Regions from separate parts of the Homo sapiens genome. Here region 2 is linked to region 1. A link is a contact called in ENCODE Hi-C or POLR2A ChIA-PET data. All regions are on one chromosome and are shown on one strand. The core of a region is the stretch at or near the end of the contact, and the rest is flanking DNA. Distances in the headings are between cores, read along the strand shown. Region 1 overlaps SETBP1 (SET binding protein 1). Region 2 overlaps SETBP1 (SET binding protein 1).

What was found. Hi-C counts contacts between places; a loop is a spot of excess contacts on that map. ChIA-PET counts read pairs that join two places held with the same protein, here RNA polymerase II (POLR2A). Pooled maps may share reads with other maps.
Region 2: a map of Caco-2 shows a loop between it and region 1 (2.5-fold over the local background). The contact joins two enhancer-like sites. A Hi-C loop is called at or near these places in 3 of 168 maps with a recorded cell type or tissue (Caco-2, endothelial cell of umbilical vein and sigmoid colon), 8 of 37 single-sample maps with no recorded cell type and 8 of 50 pooled maps. POLR2A ChIA-PET finds 5 or more read pairs at or near these places in 10 of 52 experiments (B cell, GM12878, OCI-LY7 and 5 more).

What each region holds. Positions count from the first base shown.
Region 1 is chr18:44,731,504-44,738,092 of GRCh38, reverse strand. All of the region lies in intron 2 of SETBP1 (SET binding protein 1), which reads right to left. Among named protein-coding and RNA genes, the nearest start is that of SETBP1, 54 kb to the right of the region's middle. RefSeq lists an enhancer at 3,681-4,880. Within about 2 kb of position 4,537, at least 11 of the 41 ENCODE cell types and tissues checked have a DNase peak (open chromatin) inside an H3K27ac peak, as active enhancers do.
Region 2 is chr18:44,768,061-44,775,087 of GRCh38, reverse strand. All of the region lies in intron 2 of SETBP1 (SET binding protein 1), which reads right to left. Among named protein-coding and RNA genes, the nearest start is that of SETBP1, 91 kb to the right of the region's middle. Within about 2 kb of position 3,052, at least 6 of the 41 ENCODE cell types and tissues checked have a DNase peak (open chromatin) inside an H3K27ac peak, as active enhancers do.

The DNA of each region.
Region 1 (6,589 bases), core at 3,288-5,787:
CTCAGAGGAGGAAGACCCAGAGAATGAGCATGTGACCATGTGGATCTGCACATGCCCTAGGATATGCAGATGTCCAATCAATTGACAAGCCCAAAAAAGATAATTCATAAATGGTAGACAATGGGGGTGATGTTGTTGCTATCAAAATAGTGACATGGCAGGTCATTAATTCACTTATAGGTTGTACAGAGTAAACAACGTAATGCTGTGTCTGTCTCCCTGCTGACGTCAGTTTGGCCCATGCTGATGGGATTCCAAATCAGCTGAAAGTTACTCAATCGGGTTGGAAAGGCCCAACACAACTACACTTCTAAGGCTAAGAATCCCTGTTCTGGAACTTCCAGCCAGCTATTGGAAACTCACTGCCTACAAAGGCAACTCATTCCAGCTTTGGAAATTTCTAGCTTTAAACTCTGAGATTATGTAGCCTAATGCCTTCATCCTACAGACAGAAGTCAGGCCTAGTGAAGTGACCCTTCTAAGGTTACACACTCAGGGCAAACCAGAGTTGGAAGTAGAATCTGTGTCTTCTAAATTCAAATCTAGTGGATTTTACACTCTACATCATGTGCCTTCTCATAAGGTAATCTGGTCACCAGCTTGTACAATATTAAGTAAGCACAGTGTACTCCCAAGGCAAATCAGTAGTTGGGTGTGTGTGTATATATGTCTGTAGCCAGCCTATGAGTCTATACACCAGGGAGAAACCAGTCCTCTCCCCAGGGCAGGTAACCAAATACTGGGCATCTGTATCCAAGTGGGCTATACTCACCTCAGACACCAGTCCACTCCACTTCTAGAGACTAACACGTTGCTCTTTCAGTCAGCCAAGAAGTTTGTGCCTGACAGTGAAAGCTGTTACTGCTGGATCATAGATGTGAGTCTTCACAGGAGGCCTGTCCCAGACAAACTCAACACAGGCCTCTAGCAAGCCAGGCCTGCTGAGGAGTTCCAACTGAGCCACTTGCCAGACTTGCAACTGAATTTGCCTCTCTTTCTCATCCTGAGCTTTTAGACCTCAATATCATTCATTCATCATTTATTCTTTTACAAAGATGTACCAAGTGTCTACGGTCTACCAGGCCCTGTGTTCAACACTGGAGATATACTGAGGAAAAAAGACTGAAAGAAGGAGGGCAATGAAGTGTGTAAGAGAGAGAGAGTGAGCACAGAGGACACAGTGGCTAAGTTTGCCTGGGGCACAATGGAGATAAGAGTAGGCTTTATGAAACACTTCCAGATAAAACTCCCTTTCCAGCAATACCTCTTTTCCAAAGAACTGCAAAGTCATGCAAACTGTATGAGCAAGTCAGTCAACAAATAATGCATTAAGTATTCTAAGTGCACTGTGGGTTATGAGAGAACTGTACGTAGAAACTTCTGTTTTGATCCTTTTTCAGTAATTAAAGTGATAAAATATATACACAACATCATATTGTATATAATTGAAATATATGCTGATTTCAAAGGAGCATGAAAAATGGAAAGAGTGAAGTAGGATAGAATCTACATTACCAACCATGTGGCACAAAAAAGAGAAATATCACAGTGGGTTGATGTTATCAAGGTAAGTTTTCTAGACAAGATGACAGTATCTTCCCAACTTAGGGTAATGACATCCTTATGTCTATAAAACTGATCTCTCCAATAACAGTGTCAATTTTAAAGACTTGTCTTGTGTTCTTTTGCATACCCTACAGAGCTTAAGTAAACAGACGTGATCTCACTCTGTTGCCCAGTATAGAGTGCAGTAGTATGCAATCATGACTTGCTGCAGCCTCGACCTCCCAGGCTCAAATGATCCTTCTTCCTCAGCATCCTGAGTAGCTGGGATGACAGACGTGCACCACCATGCCTGACTAACTTTTTTTATAGAGAAGGGATCTCTCTATGTTGCCCAGGCTGGTCTCAACCTCCTGGGTTCAAGCGATTCTCCTGCCTTGGCCTCCCAAAGTGCTGGGATTACAGGCATGAGCCACTATGCCCAGCCTGACCTTCTTAATGATATGGCATTTCCCTTTGTGGCTATTCCAAAAGACCAGTAGAGTGACCTGCATTTGGAGGTAAAAATGTTCTTCATGATTCTAAGGCAGCAGCAGCTGATAGTGACTAAAACAAGCCCCACAAAATGTTATCTTTCCCTCCCACCACAGCAGCTGAAGATAGCAGTATATGTTCCTCAGGCTGAAACTGCCCAGATGTTTTATGAAAAAGGACTCACCAGAAGCCAACCTGGAGCATCTTTCTGATGAGTTTCCTTGAACACGAGAGCAGCAGGTAAGAAATATCTTATACCATTCTGTCCCTGGCAGAACTTGTGTTAAGTCATGGACTACTAGTAGGCGTAGGTGAGACAGGAAGGGGAATGCATCCTTACAGTTTTGATCTAGAATCTTTTCTAAAAGTGTTCCTGATCCTTTTCATTTTTATCCCAGGAAGACTGGGCCACTCCAGCATCTGACCCTCCCTGTGCCCTGGAGCACCTATCATAGGTACCCCCGCCTAAGCCATTGTCTGTCTCTCTTCTTAATGTTTAGTCTTGCAGATGTTTGGGTGTTTGTTACTATCATGTCTGTTCAGTTGAACTTTTATTTGCTAAAATGTATTGTGCAATGGCAAGCAGAATTAGTCTCATTAAATAATAGAATCAAAGAACCTAGAGATAGAAAGGAAATTTAATAGATCATCTGGTTCAGATCTCTAACTACAAGCAATTGATGCAACCTTAGTTGTAAGGAAGAAACAGCTGAGCCCAGGAAATTATGTGACTTACCCAAGGCTAAACTGCCAGCAACTGAAAAAAGAAGAACTAAAATTCAGGTCTCCTGCCTCCTAATGCAGAGCCAAGCTGGGTCTGTATCCTCAATTGATTTCAGCACACATGACCACAGATGAATCTTCAAGCACATTTTCAACAGGATTTAGCAACATGGACTAAATCCTCTGCATCTATACCAACACTCTTTCTTGGGATTAATGAATATTGAGAAACATCATTGAGGTGTGGCTTTCCAACTTTACAATATTATATTAGTGAATATCTCTAAGTAGAATTCTATGTAGACTTATAAATAACTCTCTTCTTACTGGATAGCAAAACTCCTTAGGAGTAGAAATGGAACATAACACACTTCGATATTGTCTAAAACTTAATCATATAGAGTCAATTTGTATTTATTGAGTACTTCCTATGTGATATGCTGTGGGAAATGCCAATAAATTAAACCCTTTATCCCCAAGATAATTTCTAACCTAAATAAGAGAAAGCAACATAAAATGTAATAAAATAAGTGAATTTTAAATAGTCCAAAAGAAGAAACGTAACAATGGAGGGACACATTTTGCCAGGAAATGACTGTTACTGCGGAGAGGTGCTCTAGAAGTTTAGAGGTAAGGAAGGCATGAGCTGAGGACACCAGGAAGGAAGGGGATTCTTCAAGGAGAGGTAAGTATTGACTAGATAGGGAGAGAGAGGAGACATTTAAGGTCAGAGCAATGTAAACAGAAGTATGGAAGTGGGAATTGGAAGTGTGGTCAGGGAATTCACGGAAGTCAGAAACTGGTAAGAGATAAGTCTTTAAATAACATTTCAGGTGAAATGGGAAGATCCTAGAATGTCAAACTAAATTTTTTCACTTTCTTTTTATGTCTTGCAAGAACAATGGTATTAACAAGGGCCTAAGTTGATTCATACACACTCCCAGAATATACAGGAGAGCTGGAATAGCAGACAGCTAGGACACACATGCAGTCTTCAGGAAGGCCCAGGGAAGAAACGAATACTAGCAGAGAGTACGAATTTAATTAATAGCTCATGAATGACAAATCCAGATACACTGAAGGGCAAAGAAATCCTCTCAAGCAATAAGCAATGCATCTTACTCACCCTTATAGCACATTTACCATTTACAAATTCTTATACTGCCTATCTGAGATTTTATTCTGTTATTTCCTTTTAGAAATGATCTCAACTAGTGTACTAGAAAGCCCCTGGACCAGGCCTCAACAGGGTCTGATTTTCAGGGCTTGTCCTCATTTGCTTCAGTGTGTGACTTTTGCCCCCATCATTACTCACTCCCCCAGCTCTGTGAAGGCCCTGAATTGTGATGGGAGAAGGGAACTTTTGGACCGGGCAGATCCTGTGATGAATGCCCTCAGGGTCTCAGCCACACATCTGTGGATTTGCAAATCATTCATAGGCTGATCAATTTCCTCATCTACACATGAAGATGGCAGCCTGGTCAGAAGGAACAGAAGGGGAGACCTGCTACTCCCTAATGGACAGGAATAGGGCCTCTCCCAGCCACTCCCCAAAAAAGCTGATTAATCTTTAAAATTTCTCAGGGACACCGTGCAATTCAAAGGCCACAGTCCCCTTGATGGAACACTGAAAGAGGGTTTTTGTTTTCCACAAAAAGGGAAATTGAGGTTTTTGTGGTGAAAGAGAAGGATGTAAAATCAGCCACGTAGTGGTTTATTCACAGCCTGACCCCTCCCCAAACCCACAGGGATACTGGAGCTGCGACTCATCTCTTCTCATGAGTCATGTGGACTTGCATGGGCCTGGTGGAGTTAGGAAAGAAAACACCAGACTCCACAGTGTGCACAAGCATTTGGGGACAGAGATGTGATCCAAAGATGGAGAGATACAGTTCCTTGACTTTAATGTGGAGAGACAGGCCGGAAGACAGGACTGTCCAGATCTAATAGAACCGACAGGTCGTCTCTCAAAGGGCCAGAGAGTGGCTATCACATTTGGGGCTTGTTATTTGAGCCGTCAGAGCCGACTTTTCCACTGACATCCCCAACTTCCAAATTAATTATTTACTTACCAGAGATTCAGCTTGGCCATGTCAGACAGAAATAACAGGGGGTGTTGTGTAGCTCAGATGAGCTGGCATTCAAACAGTAAAAGAGGACATCACTCAGACCACATGCCCCTCTCTGGTTCAGAGGGAGCCACTTGTGAGATTTAGAGGTCTCTAAGATCCCTACACCTTCCCTCATCTAGGTCTGGAGCTAGAAAGAGATTGCTGTGCTGATCCCAGGACTTCTTGTGGGAGTTGTTTTTCTGATTATTTTTTTTTTCCTGGCCCAAACCAGAATCCTGAGGGAGAATTTATTCTCTGACTCTGGTTTTTGAGAGTTTGAAATCCTAAGTGAAAGGTGCGAGCTGCCGGTAGGGCCAGGGCAGGAGGGGCTCAGCCATCACTGTAAGCTCTGTTTGCCGCAGAAGGACAGGTGTTGAGTTACACACTTGGGGAATGTGAGCGCCAGGAAGGGACCTGGTGGGTGCCAGCCAAAGTAGCGAGGTCAATACCTCCTTCTGTACTGGTTCTTCCTGGAGACCAAAAAAACAAACCATCCCTTGGCTTCAGGTTCCTGAAAAGACCTGAACTGTTCTTGTTTACTGTTCTAAGGGGCTGCATAGCACTTCTTTTTAGAGTAATTTATTTCATTGACTTCAAGACCTCAGAAAGGCAGCAGTATATGCATTGAGGGCTAAATAGGGCATGTTTACAGAGCACTTATTCTCGGCAGAAGGGTCTAAATAAATGCAACATACAATATGGCTGCTCCTGTCCATTGCAAGGGTGAGAAATAGCACTAACGTCTTGTTTTGACTAACGTCTTCACTTATATATCCGTCGGGACACAGGCTTTGGGTTTCCTCCTTTACTGGATGTCTGCTCAGCACAGCAAGTTCCCGGAGCTAGGAATTTTTGATCGTACATGCAGAAGACATCAGGGGTTTAGGGCGTCTGCAGTCAAGTCGTAGCATGTTAAAGAAAATACAATTGCATAGCCCTGCTCAGCTTCAAGGAGCAGTAAGCTAAATTCCAAGAATATCATATTTAGTCACAAAGTTCAACCAATTCAGGACTCATAACGAGGGTATGTGATCGTCTATCTGAGTGGTAATCAACTTTCTTAGGTCAGCTTCTATTTTAAATCCTTCATGCAAAGAGTCCAGCATATTTGCATACTCACACAGACACATTGCTCATCAAATAGAACTAGACAGCCTCAACACAAAAACTGAGAACATGCACCTCACACACACCAGCCACTGGGTATTTCATAATAAAGAAAAATGGGATCAAACAAGGCATTAGGAAGAGAAAAACAGGTTCAGCCAGATGCTATGGAAATCCTGATTCTTATCAGGGCAAACAATCAGAATTACTATGATGCTTCTTAGGGAGAGTCTACTCTGAACAGACACAGAATATTGAGAATATTGTATTTCATACTGTCTTCACGTGGACCAGGCAATTAGAATTATGCCCGTTTGATAGATGAGGAAAGTCAGGTTGAGAGAGCACGTGTTTGTCGGGTGGCAGAAACAGGAACTAGACCAATGTCTGTTTAATTGCAGTCAGTCACTCAACTTCAGGTTATGGAGCATATAAGGATATGTGTGTGTGTGTGCGTGCGCGTGTGTGTGTGTGTGTGTGTGTAAAGAACCATTTTCCTCCCTTCTAAAATCAGAATAATTCCATTAGCCCCAGGGTCTAGTAGAATAAAATATAAAACTATCATGACCAACATTTTTATTCACAAATCAAAACAATTCTAAGTTTGGTTA
Region 2 (7,027 bases), core at 1,803-4,302, 38 kb before region 1:
AGCAATGCAAGGTGCATTGATTTGAAGGTATCAGCATTTTCATAGTTTTCATCAGCATTTTCAAGAAAGTTAAAAAAAAATTCTAAATTTACCTCTAGGAACCTTTCCATTAGCCTAGCTCCAAAGCATTATATCAAATTTGAAGTGCTCTGACTAAGGAAAAAGAAAAAGGAAAAAAAAAAAACACCAAGTAAAAGCATAGAATCTCAGGAATCTATTGCTAAACTCCTAGAGACCTGTAACTCACTCAAATTGAGAGGGTACAGTCATTTGTCTCAATGAGGGTCGACAGTATATGCTCTGGGATCAGGTGACCCAGGTTCAAATCCTGGCTAGGACCCTTCCAGACTGTATAACTATTTTCGGGCTGAGGTTGAAGAATATTTTCCAGAGTGTCTGTAGAAGAGTTAGATTAGATTACTCACAAGTGACCTCCAACTCTGAGTTTTCATAATCCCATGTGCTCGCACCCTATCCACAAATCATCTACTGCCAGGTCACATTCTACATGACAACTCTTGCCAGTCTCCTCTACACGTCCTACTTGTGATCACCACCTATAGCAGTGATCCATCAGAGGATGCTCATGCTAGGAGGGATAAAGATCCAAGATGGGTCATCAGCATGTCTTTGCATTTATTTTATAAGATGCATATATCTAAGCCTCCTACACCCACACACCCCCACACTCACACCCACACACACACACACCCACACACACATACACACTCAAACACATATACTCTCTCCTGAAGGGTACTTCCAAGGATCAAGGTCAGAAATGTATGTTTCAATAAAGTTCCTCAGATGGAACAATTTTCTATGGCTTCGCCCCTCACTCTGACTGAGACTCTCCTGACTGTGCCAGGATCCATGCGTACATCAAAAGAGGCAGTAAAACCTGTCCTAATTTTAAGATTAAAATCTTCAAAGTCACAGGGTCAGCTCATAGTAAACCAAACAAATTTCTAGGAGGAATTGGTGTATAAATCTTGGGCCTCCCTTCCTCTTTCTCACATTGTCCTCAATAACTATAATCTACCACTGGCTCAAACTTTTGTTTTCAATCTGATTGAATGGCCATGTTGTCCCCAGGCACCTATAAGTGGTTGTGGTAGGAAACTAGAAGTATGTTAACATGTCACCTAGGAGCTATGCCTTTTACCTCACCATGCCATGCCAAAAGAGGACATACAGTCAGAGAGGGGGAAGAAAGACACACACACACACACACACACACACACACACATAAACAGAGAGAGACAGAGAGAGAGAGAGAGAGAGAGAGAGAGAGGCTGGTTGAGATTAATACTTGGAACCTAAGGTATGAACCTACTTTTATCACATTCTCTTCGGCTAGCCTGAGATATTCTGCAGGCCCCCAGTGGTTGGACTGGGTTTTTGTTTACTTGTTTGTTTGTTTTGGTTTGGGTGTTATTTTCCATCAGTTGGGAATACACACTTAAAGAGTGGAACTCTAATATCCCACTACCACTTCTCTATATTCTAGGAGCAAGAAGACAGTTTGTTTCTATTGACGTTGCAAAAATGTGTTAAAAACATAACTTCAATGCTCTGTTGTGAAGAAGAGGGGAGGGAGGTGCCCAGCAGACCCCACAGTTCTCTGGAGTCAGCTCTGCAGTGTCTCCTGGGGTTCCTCTTTACCTGCTTTCCTTGTGCTTGTCTGTGAGCCAAGCTTGCTATGATTCCTTTGGGGCCATGTCTGTAACTAAGGCCCACTGGTAGGTTTCAAAGCTACAGAGCACTCCCTCCATGGCCATCCCTCAGTTCCAGGAAGATCACTCACAGCACATGATACATCAGGAGAGAAAAACTGTGCATGCCCACTAATAGATAGTGCAGAGATCTAGGGCACCTTAGTGTATATGCTATGCTTCCTCTATGGACTGTCTATACATTTATTTTTTTAATTACTGTAGATTTTAGATGGATAATTATGAACCCTTATTCAATAGGAGTAGGTGGGAGAGGAAGATAAGGTAAGCAGCAACAATCCATTCAAGGATCCACATGAACAAAGCGTCTTTGGTCTTCAATGAATACCAAGAAAGTAAAAGGAATTTAAAGACCAAATTACCTTTGCTAGATATTTCTATACAAAAAGGCACAGTTCATACCTCCAAAAATCCAACTGAATTATGAAAATATGAATAGAATAAAAGATTCTTTCAGGTAGAAGACGCTTAAGGAGGAATCATGTTAAGATCTAACATGTTTTGAGGGTCTACACTCTGCCAGGGATTATTCCAGGAATTTCTATATTGATTACTATATTTAATTCTCAGAATGTTCCCCACGAATCCCATTAAACAGATGAGAAAACTGAGGTGCAGAAACATTAAGAAACCTGGGTAAGGTTATCTGGTAGTATCTAGTGGAGCTGGATTCAAACCAGTTCAGTCCAAGTGCAAAGCTCAAAGCTTAAGCACGGCACATAATTACTTGGGAGGATGACCAAGAACAGACGCATCACTCTGCTGAAGAGTGGAATTTTCCTTTAGCCCTGGGGTTACGCTCTTATGAAAATACCCCCAGGATCTGAAGAAGCCTCAGAGCCAAGAATGTTCCTCTCCCTGACGGGCACCAGCATTCCCAGGGATGCGGTTCCCAGTCCCTGCTGGGCCAGGGCAGGACTCCAAAGGAGGGGATGCGTTCTCCAGCCAGTGCAGGAGGCCTAGCCCTGTGCTCTCCAGGCAGATGTGGGTCCTCGAGGTGTTTTCTTTCCTTTTTCTTATTTAAAGAAAAAACAAAACTCTACACACTCCCCACATGTGAAATGGCGCTCGCACTGCTGCCAGACAATAATTTTACAGTCACACGATGACCCTTGAGCAAAGAAAAGAGGAAAAGCCTGCACCCCACCCAATCCAAGCCCAGGAGAGTCAACCTTTGGAAAAGCCCAGGTCACAGAAGATCAAACTCACATGCTGAGGAACAACAGGAGGTGGGGAGGCTGGGGCGGGGGAGAGGATGGGGAAAGAGGAAGCATAAAGTTTAAAGGTCAAAACAAATGTCAACCTAACACCAGTACTGTATGAACAGCACACAGCCTCACTGCTAGACAAATAAATGCTGCCGGGGAGGCAAGGTATCAAGAGGTTTTATTAACTCTCTTCCTGGAATCGTACACATAGGAAGTCTGTTCCATCATATAAGCTGCAAAGCACAATATTTATCCCTTGGGGGGGAAATCATGGAGCTGATATTGAATCTACAATACAGAGTTTCTCCTCCATTCCCTTCCCAGCCAGCCTCTGTTCTTGCTGCACCTCCAGGGGCCTGTGAGCAGGAAATACCCACGTTGATTTTGATAAGAGTGGAAAGGGCTGCATGCTGATGAGAATTCAGGGCACAACCCTGCCTCCACCTTCTGCTCTTTCCCAGGCATAACGTGGTCCCTCTGAGCCCAAGGGAGGCCCGAGATGAATGGCATCCACATGTCCTCCTCACCGTGGGTGTCTCTGACCCTGTGTCCAGTTCTGTGGGGATCCCAACTCTGTCTTAGGGACTTACATAAAAAATGTCCTTTTGCAGAGCCCAAAGCAGTTAAAGAGAAATCACTGGATGGATGGTCTGGGCCTGGCCCCTTTGCAGGGTCTTTTGGATGAGCTCTCTGCCTATTCTCATTGTGCTTGTTATGTTAGCTGCTCATCTAACAGTTTCACCCTCAGAAACTCTGGTGAGGGTCCTCTTTCAGTAACGGGACCTGACACCACCTGTGCACCCATGCACCATCTAGACCAGGTAGACGAAACCACACCAGCCTCTGTGAGGGCTCACAAAGACACTTAATTGCAGAAGTCCCAGAATTCTCACTCTCAATCCTACCATCCAAAGAATGCTCTAGACTGTCCCTAACTCCTAGTAGATCCTGAAGTTTCACCCTCAGAAGTTCTGCATCAGTAGATCTGGAGTGGATCCTGGGAATCTGTATTTATGAAAAATTCCCAGGTAATTCTGATGCAGCCAGCAACCCCAACAGCAGGCTGAAAATGAGTGACATAGGCTATCAGAGATCATGGTATTGGCCTCCCTGCAAGGTGAAATCAATAGTCTAGAGTGGGCAGCTCAATATGCAGCAGGCCACTGTGATGGCCATGATGAACCTCACATGACCCAGAACCCTCATTCTAAGGGCCACACAGTTCTCTATATTGCCTTCCGGTGACAATCCTGGGTCTGGAGTCACACCTCCACCTTCTGTTCTCAGGCATTCTCTGATTCCAAGAATGCCTTCTGGAATCCAACTTTTCTTGCTCCCACCCTACTGTCAGGAAATATTTGACTCTACATTCTAGTGCATAATGCCTCCCACACTTTCTGATAAGATTTGGTTTACTGAGCTCCCAGACATCTGTATAGTTATCACCTACAATTGAAGACTTTTAAAGGAATGGCGCTAAATCTTTTGTGGGCTGTTCCTGAACAATTAAGGCTGAAAAATGTTTTGCTCTGGCAAGTGTGAAAACAAAAACAAAAACAAAAACAGGGTGAGATATTTGTCATGAAACATCCAAGTGCAATAGATGAAAACACGAATCCACTGCATATCCCAAGGACACTTCAAAAATACCAAAATTCTAGACTAAAAGGATAAATCAAAGGTGAAAATAGATAAAATAGGTTAAAAATAAACCAAATAAAGGAGGTGAACTTGGAAGATGTTTGATGTCTAACTGATCAAGAGCCACAGAAGTAAGGACATTAACCCACCATCTCACCCAGGATCAGCCTCAGGCAAACCAAGGAGGTGCTGTTTTCTTCCAGGCTCCCAGCCAATACTCAGCACGTTTTACTTATGGCTCTATGCTCTCTCTCATCCAAACATGCTAGCCATAGGGTCCTTATTCTCTTTTCAATTGCTTCCACAGAAACTCTTCTCATTAACATATCAGTTATCAGTCATTAATATTTCAGTTCGAATAGAAATCAGTATTATCTCTCCTGTAGAATTTGCATTCTGTGTTTGATTTCTCAAAAGAGCTGGGAGGAGGGGAAAGAGGAAATGGAAAGCAGCGTTTTCCTCTTCCTTTTGAAAGAATTTCAGGATCCACTAGGAGTCAGGGACAGCCTAGGGCTTTCTTTAGATGGTTCAGTTGAGAGTGAGAATTTGAGGATTTCTGGAATTGTCTTTGTGAGGCCACACAGCAGCTGGTGTGCCTTCATGTACATGGTCTAGATGGCACATGGGTACACAGGTGCTGTCGGTCTCGATGCTAAAAGATGACCCTCAGCACAGCAGCATATGTATGTGAGTGGCTGAAGATGCCAGCAAGACTCTGCCTTTTCCCTCCATGGCCACAGAAAGGTGGCACTTCATGAACTTCTATATAGCATAATAGTGGTTGTGCATGTGACTTCCTTTTTTGTTTGTATTTGATTTCCTTATAAGAATAGTTATGGGAAAGAATAAAGCTTTGAATTCTCTACTCTCCATTCTCAACAAGTAGATACAGAAATACACACTCAATACTCACTTCTGGACCCTGAAATGCACCTAACATAGAAGAAAAGAAGAAAGAATTTAGACAATCAGAATGTATTGGAGAACTTGGCTTAAGCCAAGGCAATCTAAATAGGTATCTTTTAATGGACACATTCCTAAGAAATCATCATTCAGTAAGAGCAGAGATAAACAGCACATTCTGAAAGGAACTTCTTGTGGTCTGAAAAAAATATCAGGACTTTTGTATTTTGAACCTTTTGCTCCCAAGGGACTTGCATTTGTTAGAACCAATACTAAAGAGTAAAGACTTGTTTCAGGCTAAGTCCAAAGCTTCCCGAGGTTGAGCTACCATGGAAAGAAATAAAAAATGGCATCAAGACGTAAAAAGGGACATGTGTTAAGTAGAAATTCTCTACCCAGATTCCCATGGAAAGTCCAACTGCTGGGACCCTTGAATTCATTGTAGATGAGAGTTCCTTTTCTGGACCAACCACCAAACCAAAAGCAAGCCCCAGCACCCTCTCCAGCCTCCTTGGTTCAGCCCTGAGCAGTTAGCTGACCCTTCATCTTGTTTTTTTCTCCTCTCTTCCCTGCCATTTTAGTGTACCTCCCACCTCTGTTACTGAAGAAAAACCACAAGCAGGTATGTTATACCCAACAGGTCCCACTGTCCAACTCTTTTCAGAGGGCTGTTGCAGAGACAAAAGAGTCTATCTGCCCATATTCCACTCTATCACCCACTGTGGGTATACGGAAAACAACTGCAGAGCAAGCAGTCTTTGTCTTCTTATGAGGGTTTCCAGGAGGTTTTCTTGAGCAACCAAGGGCAACTGTCAAAATAACAAAGTCTTTAGTGAAACAGATCTCCGTATATACTTTATGAGGTTTGCAACAATTCAGGAATTGTAGGTTTCTTGTGTAATTCATTGTCTGATATGGTTAAGCAATGATCATTATAAATCCACTAATGGGAAGCTCAAATCCTTTTAGAAGGAAAAGAACAAAACACCCGGTAATCACCAAAAATCTTGGTGAATATGAAAAAAACCTCAGCTAGTCTTGACAGATCCTTAATGGAACAACTTGTATTGTAACCAACCCAATTCCTCCAAAAGTAGAGAAACATTAATTGAAGAATTAAACTGAATAAAGAAATCTGAAAACATTTACACCTTATCCTAAGCTCTGCCACACACGACATACATACCAGACACATACCACACACACACACATACACACACATACACCATGAAAGCATTTAATAAGGTTTTAAGTATCTGTGTATGTGTCTTTCAAAATATTTTTAGAGAAAACTTCACTGGAGATCCCAATATGTAACATAAATGAAAAGCAGAGCTTGTATGGTTAGAGTGGGGTCAGAAGAACAGATTCCTCTCACTTAACAATCTCTTGGCAATCAACATTGGACTTTGAAGCATCAAAACCTCCCAAATCACACCTTAAAGACCACCAGCCCAGACTCTACAAGATCTTACATTACTAACAACAGGTGCCCCTACTGTGCTCCTATACAGAGACACCAAAGTGAAAGACGCATGA